Linked DNA regions of Mus musculus: region 2 is linked to region 1. A link is a loop called in an ENCODE intact Hi-C map of the cell type or tissue named here. Cell type or tissue: left cerebral cortex. All regions are shown on one strand.

Region 1 (2,500 bases):
AGTGTCCCTCAAGATTCAACGTGTGAACACACATGAATCACCTGGAGATTCTGTTCAAATGTTCTAATTCAGGAGTTCTGGGCTGAACCTGGGGATCTGGGAATCTTCCCTTGAAACAAGCTTGGCAGGGGGGCGGGCATGGTGATATACACCTGTAAACTCACCATTTAGGATTGAGAGGGTGTGGAATTCAAGGTTACCCTGAGCAACCCTGTCTCAAAAAGACCAAGCCAAAACAGACAAAAAAGGCAAAACAAAAACACCACCAGGTTTCCAGGAGCCACCCAGGCTGCAGCTCAGACTGCTCTTATGTAACTGTGTGGTAGCTTGAATGATGGGAAGTATGACTTTTCAGGCCAGCTGGGACCTTAGTTAACTGAGTTCTAAAAGGCTTGTTTTCTTGTCTATAGCACGAGGCAAGAAGGCCGAGAGCTTACAGCTCGATGTTTTCAAAGCCTTGAGTGCCTGCACATACACCATACACATGCACACATACAGACACACACACCCAGGGCAAGCAATAGTAACTACATTATAGAATGCCCGGCATGCTCACCCATGAAGCACATTTACCCCGTGGCAACAAATGCTAGCCTTTTGGCAGGATAGGAAACATTTGTTGAACGAATTATCAGCCAGGGATTTTTCTTTTTTTTTTTTTTTTTTTTTTCGAGACAGGGTTTCTCTGTATAGCCCTGGCTGTCCTGGAACTCACTCTGTAGACCAGGCTGGCCTCGAACTCAGAAATCCACCTGCCTCTGCCTCCCGAGTGCTGGGATTAAAGGTGTGTGCCACCACGCCTGGCTGGATTTTTCTAAGGGCCATTATTTCACCATCTACATTTTGCAAAAGAAACGGGAGCTCAGAAGTGGTGTTCAGTGACCTATTGTTACACGCCTAAGTCGCTAAACCGGAATCCAACCTAAATTTTGGGTTCTTTATCACTGTGAACCCATGGAGTTGTAGGGACCAGCGCAAGCCAGCATTCCTTCTCTGAAAGCCTTGCTTCCAGGCTAAGAGGTGACGCTCAGGGGATCGGTAGGTGGCAGCGGAGGGCTACGAGGCTGTATGAGTCACTTCGTTGCCTCACTCCCAGAGCCTGCGCAGAGACTTGGTTCCACAACTTTCCCTCCAGGCTATGCTTGGCTCGCGGGGTTCCCTAGTGGGAGACCTCAGGGACCCGTCAGACACTAAACAAGTTCATATACGAGTTCACCAAAATAAGTCTTTGTCGGCTGGGAGGTCTCTGAGAAAAGCAAGCATTCCTTTCACCAGGCACACTGAACTGTCACCTGGAGAGCCCAGCAAAAGAGAGGAAGGTAGGGATCTCTCTCGGATCCCCCTGAGCAGTTTAGGGACTCCGAGCCTCGGTGCACGCCCGCTGGCCCCGAGAAGACTCTGACCTCGGAAGGGCGTGAGGCGAAGTCCTCATTTACCAACGAAGACCTCTGGGAGTGGGGGGGACAAGTGAATTTAGGGAAAGTGTAGGGGTGGGGGCTAACCGGGCGGTTTCCATGACACCGGGGACGTCGGAGAGGAATGTACACCCCAACCTATGGCGAAACAAGAGCGGCGCCTTGCGAGCCCCGCTCAAGGAGGCAGGGGATCCTGGGTGGGAGGGGTTGAGGGGCGTGGGGAGCCGGGCAGGCCGGGGGGCGGGGCGGTCACGTGCGCCCGAGGGGGCGAGGCCCCAGCCTGCCCGGGAGCAAACCGAGCTCGCCCTGCCACAGTTCGCTGTTCAGGAGTCAAACTTTTTCCAGGACGGTCAACGCTTCATCTGGACAGCCTGGAACGCGTGGCAAGGCGTCTGCGGCCAACTTGGGGGACAACAGTTTGCTAGGGAGTGATCGTAGGAACCTGAGATCTCGATTTCTCCGCTAACAGAGGTGCGCTCCCGGAGAAGTGTTGCCTCAGCTCTAGGGGGACAGGCAAAAGGCTGCTGACCCATAAGACTGTAGGAGTCAGTACGTGCCTGGGATTCAGGAGCTCGTTGTGGTCATGGTGAATGAAAGTCTCAACCAGGAGGAGAGCAATGACAGACCTGCGCCAGAGTCGGAATTCCAGATGGACACCAGCTACTCCACCCAGCCCAGCGGCTCCATCCATCCCAGCGTCTCAGGCCACCCCAGCGTCTCAGGCCACCCCAGCGTCTCAGGCCACCCCAGTGTCTCCATCCATCCTAGTGTCTCCATCGACCCCAGCGTCTCTGTCCGTCCCAGCAGTTCAGCACTCCCCAGTACCTTGGCTCAACCCAGCGGTTTGACCCATCATAGTAGCTTGGTTAGAGAAGACAGCGTGATCAAGGTGAGCAAGCGTCGTTGGGTCGTGGTCCTGGTGTTCAGTTGCTACTCCTTGTGCAATGCCTTCCAGTGGATTCAGTACGGCTCCATCAATAACATCTTCATGAACTTCTACGGTGTCAGTGCCTTTGCCATTGATTGGCTGTCCATGTGCTACATGCTGACCTACATCCCTCTGCTCCTGCCCGTGGCCTGGATGC
Region 2 (2,500 bases), 54 kb after region 1:
AAATTGGTCAAATAGGCAGTTTTGACTTACTTTCTCTGAGCCTGGGATTCCTCATTCACAAAGTGGATGGAACTCTACTCACTCTGTGGGATCCTGGGAGGACTCAGAATAGTGGACACAGAGGTTGGCTTAGTCTTCATCCCTATCCAAAAGCCTTGTGGAAAGAAAAGAGGACGGAGAAATGAAAACAGAATGTGTGTTAGGGGCAGGGGGTGCGGAGATCTCAGCAGTTGGAAAGTTTGAGGGGAACCCCCAAAGAGCAATGAGCAGGCGATTTCCCTGACCTTGGCTGCTCTGGAATAACTGGGCTCTCTGTGTCTTAGTTCAATTTGCAGTGCATTTAAATCTTGCAATTGGTTTTTTTTTTTATCTTGTTTGCAAATATCCTATGCCTTAGGCCCAATTATCCAGTATACTTCTAACAGCCCAGAGTGATCATAAAAGATTTTAGTATATGCCAACCTAATCCTGGCCTATAAATACAAAATCCTGACATCCCACTTTTCAGATGCCAATGAAGTAGAAGGGTCTGCTTTGTAAAATGCGAGTCAGGATTGGAGAGACAGCTCAAATGAGAAGCGCTAGCTCTGTAAGCGCGAGAACCTAAGTTTGATTCCTGGGATACACTTCTTTTTTTCAATTTTTTATTAGATATTTTCTTCATTTACATTTCAAATGCTATCCCATAAGTCCCCCTATACCCTCTCCCTACCCTGCTCCCCTACCCACCCACTCCCACTTCTTGGCTCTGCCGTTCCCGTGTACCGGGGCATATTAAATTTGCAAGACCAAGGGGCCTCTCTTCCCAATGATGGCCGACTAGGCCATCTTCTGCTACATATGCAGCTAGAGACACGAGCTCTGGGGGTACTGGTTTGTTCATATTGTTGTTCCACCTATAGGGTTGCAGACCCCTTCAGCTCCTTGGGTACTTTCTCTAGCTCCTCCATTAGGGACCCTGTGTTCCATCCAATAGATGACTATGAGCATCCACTTCTGTATTTGCCAGGCACTGGCATTGCCTCATAAGAGACAGCTATATCAGGGTCCTTTCAGCAGGGATACAGGCATGGTGGCAAGTGCTTGTAATCTCAGCTTGGGGATGCAGATGGGGAGACTTTGGCATTTGCTGGGCATCTGTTCATCAGCCAGCCTTGAAGGAACTCTCCAGAGGACAGGAAACCAGAGGATAAGTCCCCCAACCTATTTCTAACTTACACCCATGTGTTCAGAATCGAACTCAGGACCTGTGTATGCTAGGCAAAAAATGGCCTACACTGCCAGTCATGCCCTTCCCTTCTGGTTGTGACTCTGTGTGGCCCCTCATGCAGAGGGTGTTCAGTTAACACTAGCTGTGGGTCAGCTACCAGGATGGTGCTGCACTGGGGTGGGCAGCTTTCCAGGCCGATTTGTCGAAGCCTCCAAAGTTTCCAGTGTCTAGAGGCAAAAGACAGTGGTCGACCTGTTCTCTGCCACACAAACCCACTTCTGTAAGCCTCTGGGCAGGCCAAGTCTCACTTTGGTTGGCCTAGTCAAAGGCCAGCTGAGGCCACTCCCAGGGATGTGGCTGCCAGGCTCACGAATGATGAGGAGCCTGGCTCGGCTTAATTACTGCTGGTGAAGCCTGGCTGCCTTCTCCTCTCGGCATCTGTTAGTTGCTTGTTTCGGCCGGATACAAAAGCACTGAAGGCTGGCCACCCCCGTCAAGAGGACAGAAGTGTCCCTTCTTCCAGGGCCTGCCCTGCAGCAGGAGAAGGGAGGGACTGGAATGTTGGCCTGGCTGGGTCGTGGGCAGCCAGATGATTTATTTAGATGAATTAGAAAATATAGTAGAGGCCTAGGAAGACTCTGTTTAGTACAAGTGACCAGCTGCCAATCATCCTCTTCCTCCCCAAGCTCCTGGATTTGTTTACTTTGGGTTGGAGGTCGGAACCTGGGAATTGAAGTCTATCTCAGGCTGGGACTAGGAATAGGTTTTTGTTGTTGTTGTTGTTTTGTTTTGTTTTTGTTTGTTTTAAGTAGCCACTGTATGAAGGTAGAGTTGTCGTTTAACAAACACAGCACAATGAATTTTTTGTTTTGTTTTGTTTGTTTGTTTCTCTCTAGTGAGTTTGTAGAATTACTGAGAGTGACTCACATTCCTGAGTATGCTTTTTACGGGGTGATGGAAATCGAGGGAGTGAATGGGGTGAAGGATGGAGGCCTCTTATTCTCAAAACCAGAACAGAGTTGCATCTGCTGGAGGCTATGGTTCTGACCTCTTTGCAAACTGCAACTGCATAGTAAATTACTACTCTCCTGATGTGTAGCTTGAGATACCACTGATCTTTCAAAGCTTGGGTTCAGAGCCTACCTTCTGCATTGATTCAGCTACTGACTGTTTGAGAGAAGGTTTCTCTGTGTGGCCCTGGCTGTCCCAGAACTTGCTCTATAGATCAGGCTGGACTCAAACTGAGAAATCCACCTGCCTCTGCCTCCTGAGTGCTGGGATTAAAAGCAT

What was found. Hi-C counts contacts between places; a loop is a spot of excess contacts. Peaks named below come from ENCODE experiments on the same cell type or tissue, not always from the same donor. Only the 100,000 strongest peaks of a DNase experiment are listed, where the experiment ranks them.
Region 2: a loop joins it to region 1, with 2.5 times the contacts of the local background. A loop is called at or near these places in 2 of 42 quality-filtered maps.

Annotation. Positions count from the first base shown.
Region 1 is chr12:85,744,854-85,747,353 of GRCm38, forward strand. It overlaps Flvcr2 (feline leukemia virus subgroup C cellular receptor 2), which reads left to right and starts at 1,686. Exons shown (of 10, transcript NM_145447.2): 1 at 1,686-2,500. The coding sequence starts at 1,999. In left cerebral cortex, CTCF peaks have their summits at 1,045 and 1,894; a DNase peak (open chromatin) is centred at 1,059; H3K4me3 peaks cover 1,417 bases; H3K27ac peaks cover 782 bases.
Region 2 is chr12:85,798,709-85,801,208 of GRCm38, forward strand. All of the region lies in intron 5 of Flvcr2 (feline leukemia virus subgroup C cellular receptor 2), which reads left to right. Among named protein-coding and RNA genes, the nearest start is that of Erg28, 25 kb to the right of the region's middle. In left cerebral cortex, no CTCF peak of the experiment used is centred here; a DNase peak (open chromatin) is centred at 1,529.